Linked DNA regions of Homo sapiens: region 1 is linked to region 2. A link is a loop called in an ENCODE intact Hi-C map of the cell type or tissue named here. Cell type or tissue: MCF 10A. All regions are shown on one strand. Links, peaks and the distances in the headings refer to the core of each region. The heading gives the core; the rest is flanking DNA. Region 1 has its middle 42 kb from the start of IGFL3. Region 2 has its middle 7.1 kb from the start of IGFL1.

Evidence for each region. A loop is a pair of places that touch in the nucleus more often than their neighbours do. Peaks named below come from ENCODE experiments on the same cell type or tissue, not always from the same donor. Only the 100,000 strongest peaks of a DNase experiment are listed, where the experiment ranks them.
Region 1: it touches region 2 in a loop (8-fold over the local background); 2 of 110 quality-filtered maps call a loop at or near these places.

The regions. Positions count from the first base shown.
Region 1 is chr19:46,080,190-46,085,570 of GRCh38, reverse strand. It overlaps a transcript of IGFL2 not described here. Among named protein-coding and RNA genes, the nearest start is that of IGFL3, 42 kb to the left of the region's middle. In MCF 10A, for the core only: a CTCF peak has its summit at 3,173 (motif pointing left); DNase peaks (open chromatin) are centred at 3,140 and 4,730.
Region 2 is chr19:46,219,971-46,225,351 of GRCh38, reverse strand. No RefSeq gene overlaps it. Among named protein-coding and RNA genes, the nearest start is that of IGFL1, 7.1 kb to the left of the region's middle. In MCF 10A, for the core only: no CTCF peak of the experiment used is centred there; DNase peaks (open chromatin) are centred at 1,367 and 3,141.

The DNA of each region.
Region 1 (5,381 bases), core at 302-5,301, 140 kb after region 2:
AGAAGCAAGACCCAACTGTATACTGTATTCAAGAGACCCATCTCAAATTAAATGGCTCAAAGTAAAGGGATGGAGAAAGATCTATCAAGCAAACAGAGAACAAAAAAGAGCAGGGGTTGCTATTCTTATTCTAGACAAAACAGACTTTAAACCAATAATGATCAAAAAGGAAAAAGAAGGGCATTACATAATGATAGAGGGTCAGATTCAACAAGAAGACTTAACTATATGAAATACACATGCACCCAACACTACAGTCTGGAGTCAAGAGAGACTATTTTGGAGCTTTAAGTTTTTTTGTTTTGTTTTGTTTTCTTTTGGTGTTTTTTGTTTTCCTTTTTTTTTGAGCTGGAGTCTCACTCTGTTGCCCAGGCTGGAGTGCAGTGGCGCAATCTCGGCTCACTGCAGGAGCTTTAAGTTTTAATGACTGCCCTGCTGGGTTTCAAACTTGCATTGGGGCCTGTAGCCCCTTTCTTTTGGTCAACTTCTCCCTTTTGGAGAGCGACCCAATAGCTGTACTCCCATGGTATGTTGGCAGTAAATAACTTGTTTTGATTTTACGGGCTCATAGGTGGAAGGAATTCATGTCCAGATGAGACTTGAGACTTTTGACTGAGTTGATGCCGGAATGAGTAAAGACTTTTCAGGACTGTTGGGAAGGCATGGTTGTATTTTGCAACGTGAAAAGGACACGAGATGTGGAGACAGGGGTGGAATGATATGGTCTGGATCTTTGTATTCCCACCAAATCTCATGTTGAAATGTAATACCCAGTGTTGGAGGGGGCACCAGTGGGAAGTGCTTGTATCATGGGGACATATCCCTCATGAATGGCTTAGTGCCATCCCTTGGTGATAAGTTCTTGTAAGATCTGGTTTTTTAAAAGTGTGTGACACCTCCCACACACACTCTCTCTCTAGCTTCTGCTCCCACTGTGCCTTCTGCCATGATTGTAAGCTTCCTGAGGCCTCCTCAGAAGCAGATGTTGGCACCATGCTTCCTGTACAGCTTGCATAATTGTGAGTCAATGAAAGCTCTTTTTTTATATAAATTATCCAGTCTCAGCTATTTCTTTATGGCAATGTAGGAATGGCCTAACATATTAATATATCTGAAGAGAGAGACAGATGCAGTAATAGTAAAGAGAGAGAGCAATGCAGTAATAGTAGGGGACTTCAACACCCCACTTTCAGCAATGGACAGATCAACCAGACAAAACAAAATCAATAAAGAAACATCAGATTCAAACTATACTCTAGACCAAATGAACTTAATAGATTTATACAAAACAGTTCATCCAACAGCTGCAGAATACACATTCTTCTCAACTGCACATGAGCATTCTCCAGGATATATCATATGTATGCCACAAAACAAGTCTTAACAAATTTAAGAAGACTGAAATCATATCAAGTATCTTTTCTAACTCAATGGTATAATACTAGAAATCCGTAACAGGAGGAACTTCAGAAACAGTACAAAGACATGGGAATTAAACAACATGTTCCTGACCAATCATTGGGTCAGTGAAGAAATTAAAAGGGAAATTTAAAAATTTCTTGAGACAAACAAAATGGAAACACAACATACCAAAATCTGTAGGAAAAAGCAAAAGCAGGTCTAAGAGGGAAGTTTATAGCAGTAAATGCCCACCATTGCACAAAACTGGTAGCACCAGAATACCCTTACATAATTGACTATTCCCAAACAACCGAGGATCAGAGGACTTTGTTCCAGGGCCTACCCCAGAAGCCAAGTCAACCACTGTCAATGCGCAAAATCTCTAATCACTACCTCTTCCAACTTACTCTCCTCTCAACTTTCTGTGGCTAAGGTCCTTCCCTTTCTCTCCTCCCACTCTTTGTGACTCTTCTGTCCTCTCTGTCACTGTCTCTTTCTGTCTCCTTGTCTCTCTCTCCTTTCAGTCTATACATATGGCTGAAAATAATAATTCAAATAATAAAGTAATATATTTTCTTGAAAAATGTTGTGTATGTTCAGAAATAGAGATTATACAGCCATGGTTGGTATTCTCTCATCGCACCTCCTCTCCTCCCCAAAGTAACTGTGTTTACAACATAGTGTCTGAATTTTTCTATATTCTACACATTTGCATACATATTAATATAAATGTACACACGTACCACACTTTAGTCTTTATGGGATAATGTTATACACACCCCTTTAAATCCCTAAGAGCACATATCCATTTCTTACAGCTGCCTAGATTTCCATTTTGTGAATAAGTTTCAGTAATTTATTTCATTAGTCTTCTGTTGAAAACGATTTAAGTTGTTCCCAACTTTTCACCATTGCTCTAAAATATCACAAAAAAATAGTCTTATACGTATGTCTTTGTGCACTGCATCCAGTCAGTAACAGCCCTGGAAGTAGAAATTCTAAAGCAAATTGTTTATGATGCACTCAGTTATATGTTAAGGAAAAACTAATTGAAAACTAAAACAATAAACAAATTATCTTATGTAACAAGAATTATGAGCTACCGTGCGTCCAGGGTTTCAGTTCTAGGAATTTAAACACATAGGACAGTTGCCAATAAAATGCACTGAATCCAAATGCCCCAAAAGAGAAAATGTCATGTTTATCGGAGGTTTTCTTTCTGGAGATGTCACCCATGGTTATGTAATTGTGCAAGTCCTTCTTAGCCATCCCACACCCAGGGGAAAATTACCACCTACTAAGAGGACAAAAGAGATTCCTATGCAGTTTGTCAAGGAGAGCTACCCATATGACTAACTGACTACATCAGAGAGTTACATCTATAGGCTCATCAGCTGTCCCACATTTTGTCAAAATAACGTTCCTATCAAAAATGAAGACACGACTTCAGCCCAGAAGATCAAGGCTGCAGTGAGCCATGACTGCACCACTGCGCTCCAGCTGCGTGACAGAGTGGAGTGTCTTCAAAAAAAAAAAAAAATGGAGACACAGTTAACAGTTCAGGGAGCCAGAAGTCCCTGCTTCTACCCTCTCTCTTACAGGGCGGCTTGATCCCACTTATCTTGGTTGTGTACAATATGCCTGTCTGTATCAGCTCCGCATTTCTCCTCAATGTGTCTTCCCTCTCTTCAGTGGCACACAAGCAAGTTCAGAGGTTTAGTATGCACTGAACTAGGAAACCAGCCAAGTTTACCTCCACCCTGTGGGGATCAAGAGAATTACAGTCTCTCTAAAGAGAAACACCTTGCCCCAAAAGGCTACCCTCTTTTGCCTTCCAGTTCTCCCCTTATACTTGTAGACAGTTAAACTTCTCTCCCACCTAGGAACCCAGGAGAGTTTAACTGTCTTAATAATGATAGTAGTAATAGTAAATACATCTTCATGGACCCAGGTATGGGGAAACAGAAAAGGAAAGTAACAGTAATTTGAACTGAAGAGAAGATGGTGTGAAAACTAGACTCCTGAAAGCATGACTGGCCTGCTAACCAAGGACATGAATAGTACTAACAAGGAATTTCCTCATTAAAGAGTGAAAGAATGAAACAGCCAATGTAGAAGTGTATACTCTGCTAAAATAGCCTTCAAAATGAAAGTGAGGATTCTCCCATTTCTAGCCATGATGGTGTTAACTGAAACTAGACTAGCTCTCTTGACATTAACAACTATAAAACTGCACACAGAATAAAGTATATGAAGCCACTGTGTTTAGGTACCAGACAACAGGTAGCACAAGACTGCAATTCCACAAGGGATGGACATTTACAGGGTGAGCCCTTAGATAAACAAGTTGTCAAAGAACAATTTCCCAAGTGCAATGCAGATAGCTGGGATCTGAGCACAGGACAGCAGTTCTGCAGCACTGAGGGCATTCAGGGCAGCTGGTGAGCCTGGAGTCTCTGAGGTATGGTATCAAAGAAGAACTGTGCAGAGGTAAGCACCACATGTCCTTGTGGAGTCTTCCCCAAATTCCTGGCTGAGGGCTAGGCTGCATATACACAGACAAGACTATCTGTCTGATAAGACAAGGCTTATCAGACAGGTAAGGCTTAAGGAAGAACTATCCTAGAATAGAGGAGAGTAAGGAAACACAATAACGAATTGCAACACTGAATTCTGGATTGCATCCTAGACCAGAAAGCGGACACGAGTGGGACAACTGATGAAACTCAAATAAGGTCTGCAGATCAGTTAATAGTATTATGTCAGTATTAGTTTTCTGGTTTCAATAATTTTATTAAGGCTATGCAACATTAGAGGAAGCTGAGTGAAAAAGACAAATTCACCATACTGTTTTTGCAACTTCTTTGTAAGTCTAAAATTATTTTAAAGTAATAAGTTAGACAATATTTTAAATGTTACATATAAAAACGCAATCACGATAATGAACACTTCCTAAAGATGCAATCAGGGTGCCTTCACATGCTCCCTCACACCTGAAATAAGCGTTATGTATCTAAGGCTCCCCTGACCTTTGGTGTGGCCTGGTTTAGCCAGTCCAAACCAGATGCAGATAGTTGTGTGGGAAGCCTGGCGACACAGACAGTTGCACTATCACCCACAAGATAACTGGCCAATTGTGGGCTGGGTTTAAAAGGTGGGCTGATGATCCCCAGTGCGTGATGAGCATGGCAGTAAAAGCACAGGGAGATCAGGTTCCCGTCCATCAATGGGAAGCCTGCGCTACAGTGTCCACCTGGACAGGAAGTGATGGACACAGTCCTGAAAGCACAGCAGGCACTGCTCCCACTCACCAATGGGCAGCCTGCCCGGAGAGTCAGCCCTGGACATCAAGGCTGGAATTCCCTTTCTGGCTCAGCAAAATTACCACAGACCAAACCACAGACACCACAGAACTCCTTTTCCTAGTCAACACTGTCTGACTCTTTCCTGACAGAAGTCTGAAACCAAGACCACCAACAGGGACAGGGCCACACATCTCAACACTGACACCACACCCCCTTGACACTCACAATGCTTAAGTCCTGAATCAGAAGATCTCAACCTCTTTTTGGAAAGTTATTTCTTTAACTCATGATTTACACAGATACAAAGACTTGGTCAGAAGGACCAAAATACTTTCTGAAATTAGAAACAAAATTATTATAACATTCAAATAGAATCATTCCCATGAACAAGCCATGACTCACAGAATTTAATTACTAAGTAGCTGTCGTTTTCACACCTCTTTCCTTTTAAATTTATTCTTTTTTTTATTTTAAAAAATAAATAGAGATGGGATCTCCCTAAGTTGACTCGCTATGTTGATGAGAATGGTCTCAAACTCCTGGCCTCAAGTGATTCTCCCATCTTGGCCTCCCAAAGTGCTGGAATTACAGGCAGGAGCCACGGCTCGCAGCTTAAATGTATTCTGCAGTGCTAGTTCTTCCCCTGCCCCAGGATAAAAGTTAGGTCAAATCCCA
Region 2 (5,381 bases), core at 285-5,284:
GACACACTCTTGTCAATTTTTGCTTTCCCTTTTCTTTGTGATTGTGTGTAACCCACGTGATGAAGTCACAACTATTTTTCCTAGTAGTTTCAGCCAAGGGATTTATAAACGTAGTAAGCTGGAAGGCTCTGAGTCTCACCCGTCCCTACCCTCTCCTAGCAGGTGGTTGATGCTGTTGGCAGCCTGGGCTCCTGCAGCCCTGCATGTGGCTGTGTCCTGTGTTAGGAGGGCTAAGCGGGGAAAAGGTGGGCTGTGGAGTCCAGCTTTAGAGCGTCCCCCATGCATCTGACTCTGTAGGGCACAGCTGAGAAGCAGCTTCACAGGGAAGCCCTGGGGCTGTCTGGAAGACAGGGAGGTTTGGAGACCTGCAGGCAACAAGTCTCACCAAGTCACCATGACAGGACAGACAGGTTGAGTGAGACACACCCTGAACATAGGGCTTTCATCGTCAATTCACTTTTTTCATTCATTCATTTAATACACCCTGTGCACTTCCTCTGTGCTAGTGGATTCTATGGCCACAGTTGTGACTTAGTTCCAGGTCCTGCCCTCCTGGTTTTCATAGTCCAGGGAGGACAGAGACACCTCTCCAAACAGTGATGACCCAGGATGAGCAAGGCTGGGAGCAGTGCCCAGGGCACCAGAAATGGCTTCCTGGAGGAGGGCACCAGGAGACAATCATTGGATGGCTCTGGCTTTCCCACCTTTCTTCTTGCCCAGAGTTCCCAGAATCACTGTAGAATGCACTAGAAGTGCGTGTTAGTTCATTTTCATGGTGCTATAAAGAATGACCTGAAACTGGATAATTTATAGAGGAATGAGGTTTAATTGATTCAGTTTTTCATGACTAAGGAGGTCTCAGGAAATGTACAATCATGGCAGAGGGTGAAGGGAAGGCAAGGCACATCTTCCATGATGGCAGGAGAGAAAGAGAGGGAGCAGGGAACTGCCACACACTTTTAAGCCATCAGATCTCGTGAGAACTCGACCACTATCATGAGAACAACAATAGAGAAATTGCCCCCATGATCCAGTCACCTCCCACCAGGCCCCTTCCCTGACACATGGGGATTACAATTTGAGAGAAGAGTTGTGTGGGGACACAGAGCCAAACTATATCAGAATGCACCATCCTAAGAAAGGAGGAACTGCCTGAAAGTGCCCGGGCTTCGTTTCTATTCTTCCCAGAGAATGCAACAACTTGAGCTACAGAGAAACTGCCCAGGACAGCCCTGGCCTCATTCCCATCCCTTCCAGAGGGGGTCTCCTGTAACACTAGCCCAGGACGTGTCCACCACATATAAAACCCAGAGCTCACTGCTGAGTCCTCAGCTGTGGTGCAAGTGGGGCAAGCACGGGAGACTCTATCTGCCCTGGGCCGTGCTCCTGAGCCTCGGGGGACCAGTGAGTCATGCAGCCTAGGCTTCCGCTGTCCCTCGCTGCCTGTCTGTAAGTAATTAACCTGCTTTGTCGAACTGGCTGTGGCTGTGGGTGTTCTGTTCACCACGCTCAGTGTAGTCAGAGTGCAGCCCAAGATGCGGTGGCTGAAGTGTTCAGACCCCTATTCCGGGTGGTTAGCGCAGTGGTGACCTTTGCCATCCTCCCTGCAGTGGGAGTCCTCCCTTGGGATTGGTAACTCATGAGTGCTGCAAATTTGGCAGAGTAAGGGGGGTCCAGTCTGATGAACCCATGGCTTACCAGGTGTGCTGTAATATGAAAATGTGTGTTCTTTGGCCCTCTTCCTATTATGATGCTGAACTTGGAACATCCTGAGTGACAGGAGTGTCTTTTGTTATTCCTAATGAGCCTCTTTCAGATCACACAGCATTAGCTCATGCTAAAAATATGACTTAGGGTAGGGTCTCCAGGTAGCCTCAGCATCACGGCAGTCACCAGAAGAAAGACCAAAAGATCTGAGGATTAGAGGGAAGGAACCTTCGGTGTCACCCACTAACCTCCAAGAAAGGTGATGATGGGGAGGCGATAAAGACCAAAGTATAAAAACTTTTTTTTTTTTGAGACAGAGTTTTGCTCTGTCACCCAGTCTGGAGTGCAGTGGCACGATCTTGGCTCACTGCAACCTCCCCCTCCCAGGTTCAAGCAATTCTCCCTGCCTGAGCCTCCCGAGTAGCTGGGATTACAGGTGCCTGCCACCACGCCCGGCTAATTTTTGTATTTTTTAGTAGAGATGAGGTTTCCCCATGATGGCCAGGGTGGTCTTGAACTCTTGACCTCAGGTGATCCACCCGCCTTAGCCTCCCAACGTGCTGGGATTACAGGTGTGAGCCACCATGCCCAGCCTAAAAACTCCTGAACAAGAAGAATTGAACTTCCTGGCTGCTGAACACATGGAGGTGCTGAAAGGATCTGGAGTCCAAGGAGGCCATGGAAGCTCCCACCATACCCATCGCTTCCCCTGTCCACCTCCCCTTATGAGCCTCGGTGAGAAATGGTCTTTCTTCTCAGTGCACCCGAGCTACAGGCAGGCCCTAAGCAGGAAATATAAGTGATCAGATTGTGATTCAGGAAAGTCCGTGTGTCCTTCTGTTGGGAGGAGGCTGGTTGGGAGGATTGAGATGGGAGCAGGAGACCAGGCAGGAGGCTGATGGAGCAGAAATACTCATGCAATTTCCAGAGTCCTGCAGGCCCACTCGCTCTCATGGGTGGATGAGATAAGCACTCACATCCCCGACCCCATTTCTCACTCTCACTTCTGGCCTCCCCTGTCCTGCAGCTGCAGGGTAGAGCAGTGATCTCCAACATGGGGATTGTGACACTTCTTCAGGTTGTGAACCAATTTATTTGTCACCATGGGTATCTTAGATATTAAACTAGCATCAGTAAAGAATAGAGGAATGTGCACGCTACAGTATCTTATTCGTCTGTTTAATTAAACTTTCTTTTGGGCTGTGTGTAAGCCATAAATAATGTGATATGAGCTTTTCCTAGTGAGTCACAGCCAAACAGTTACTAAACACTGGGAGGAAAAAATCCTCTGAGCACAGGTTCACCTCGTCTTTCCTAAAATCACTGGCTAGCTGCCCTGGCCTGTTGCCCCAAAAAAACAAGTTGAGAGCTCACAGCCTCAGTCCTAGGTCCTTCCTGGGGGCGCTGAGATTGGGCTTGGCATTCAGCCTGCTAAAAAGAGGGTTGAATTTAGGTCTGGAGACCAGCCAGTGCCAAGGAGAAGCACATTCCTCAGGGCAGGGTTGGGTTGGCGTCTCTGGGGAGGGAGGAGCCCAGCTGGCCGTCCTTGGCCTTGGTCCTGATCTCTCAGGGCAGCTGAGTCAGGCTGGGAAGAGAAATCAGCAGAGGGAGATGATGACAGAGCCAGGGAGTCACAGGCTGAGTGGGAGGGAGGGCAGCGGGACCAACCCGGGGCTCCGTGGATGCAAAAGCCCCTGTCTCAGCAATCCTGAGACTTTGCGGTCACACACACCTGGGTTGGAACCTTTTCTTTACATTTTCTCAAAGGGTTAGATAAGCTATTTTCTAGCAGCCCTTTCATCTCCCTGTATGGCAAGAACATTCAGTTTTGGAGATTATCAGCTTTCCAGTCCTTAGTCACATCCACTGCACATCTGGGCAGAGCATGTGCTCCCTCTCTGCACAGCAGAAAGACATTCGAACCCCTCAAAACCCAGCCCACATGCAGCAACCCTCACCATGGGCCCATGCACAAAAAATAGGCAAAGCCACCTGCCTAAGTGCCCACTTGCTTCACACTGGACCAAGCCTGAATCCTTCTTCTTGGGGAGTGCTGACACTGGGTTCTATTTTGGTTATAAAATTTATTTTATATCCATGAGCAACTGTGTGTCATTTCTCCTGAAATCGATTACAATTCCAAGGTGGGGAATTTTCCCAGCAAGCAGCAGGGGCCACTAAAACCCCATATCAAAATTCCCAAAGAAGCAGCCTGTGTCTGTCCCCCATCCCAGAGCTGCCCACTCTGGGTTGTCACTGTCCAGGGACAGTGGGCCTGAAACTCTTTGAGGACAGGAAGCCGGGCTGCACCACTCACTGCCATGTCCCTAGTTATTGGGGACCCCATCTCTTTCCAGGGTCACAGGACTCTCATGGCTTCCTTGGAAATAAGAGTAAACTCCAACTCCCATTGGTCACATTTTGTCACCCTAGTTTCCTCTATGTAAGAAAGAACCTGGCATGAGGGCCCCCTGCAGCTCATAGACACCATCTGGACGGGACTCAGGCACTCCTGTTCCAGCCCAGAATCCCCCTCAGTCCTGAGCTGAGCCCCTCCAGAAAGGCAAGCAGCCCCTGATCCCAGATGCCCCAGGCTGGCCTCAGGAAAGACTTTCCCACAACCCCAGGTGCTGCTGGGGAACCTGAGCTTCTGGAACGTGGCACACAGGAGAGCATTGGGATTTCATCCTGTCGTGGGCTTGCCCTCTGGAATAAGTGCAGAAGAGATTGAATCATTATCCTGGTGACACCTGGGTGTGATTTCCACCTGGCCTCAAGGAGTCTCTCCCAGATGACAGGCAGGAATTTGGTGGAATTTCAGATGTTCAAAAAGAATATTAGGAACGCAGATGTCACTGAGGGAGAGGGTTGGGCCTCACTAGTGCCTGAACGCCCATCCTCTGATATCCACCTGGGTGGGTGGAGTGCTCTGTGTTCCACCTGCACACTTCACGCACATAGGCTGGTCCCTGCTACCTGCAAAAAGAACTTAGGTCCCAGCCCCTGAAAGAACTGTAACACGAACAGGGCTGAAACATGACCTCCCACTCTGCACATTACCAGTAACAAGAAGCAGAGAAAAGCTGCAGCTTTTTGAGGACTGGAGACCTAGGGGTTTGTCAAGCTAGGCTGTGACACCCTCTTTGGGGCTCTGTGGTTCTTGGTGTCTCCAAGCTTCCAGGCACTGCCATGTTCCCCTTGTCCAGATGTACCACATGCAGCTTCTGCTGCAGGCACCTGCATCTGGGCCAGCCACGGCCTTGCATGGAGATGGCATCTATGCCAGCTCATGGAGCTGCCCACTCCACCAAAGCAGCCAGAGTGCTTGGCTGTGCACAGTGGCCAGACCTCATGCTCGCTTGCTGACACACCGCTCACCACTCCATGCCCGGCTTGCCTGTGGTGGGTGTGGGATCTGACGTGGTAGTGTGGTCTGAGTGCAGCCAGGCCGAGTGGGTGGAACAAGCCCAACAGGCAGGAGCAATACTCAAGGAGCCTCAGGACCATGCGACAGCCCTGAGTCTGCTGAAGTGCTAAATCTGAAAAATCCCTCAAAGGCCAGTTCTTTAGGTTTCACAGTAGTGACGTGATCTACAGAGACAGTGTTGGGGAAGTGGCTGGCAGTGTCTTTTGCCTTTCCCTCAAGATGAAACCAAAGATTTTCTTCTTTTTTT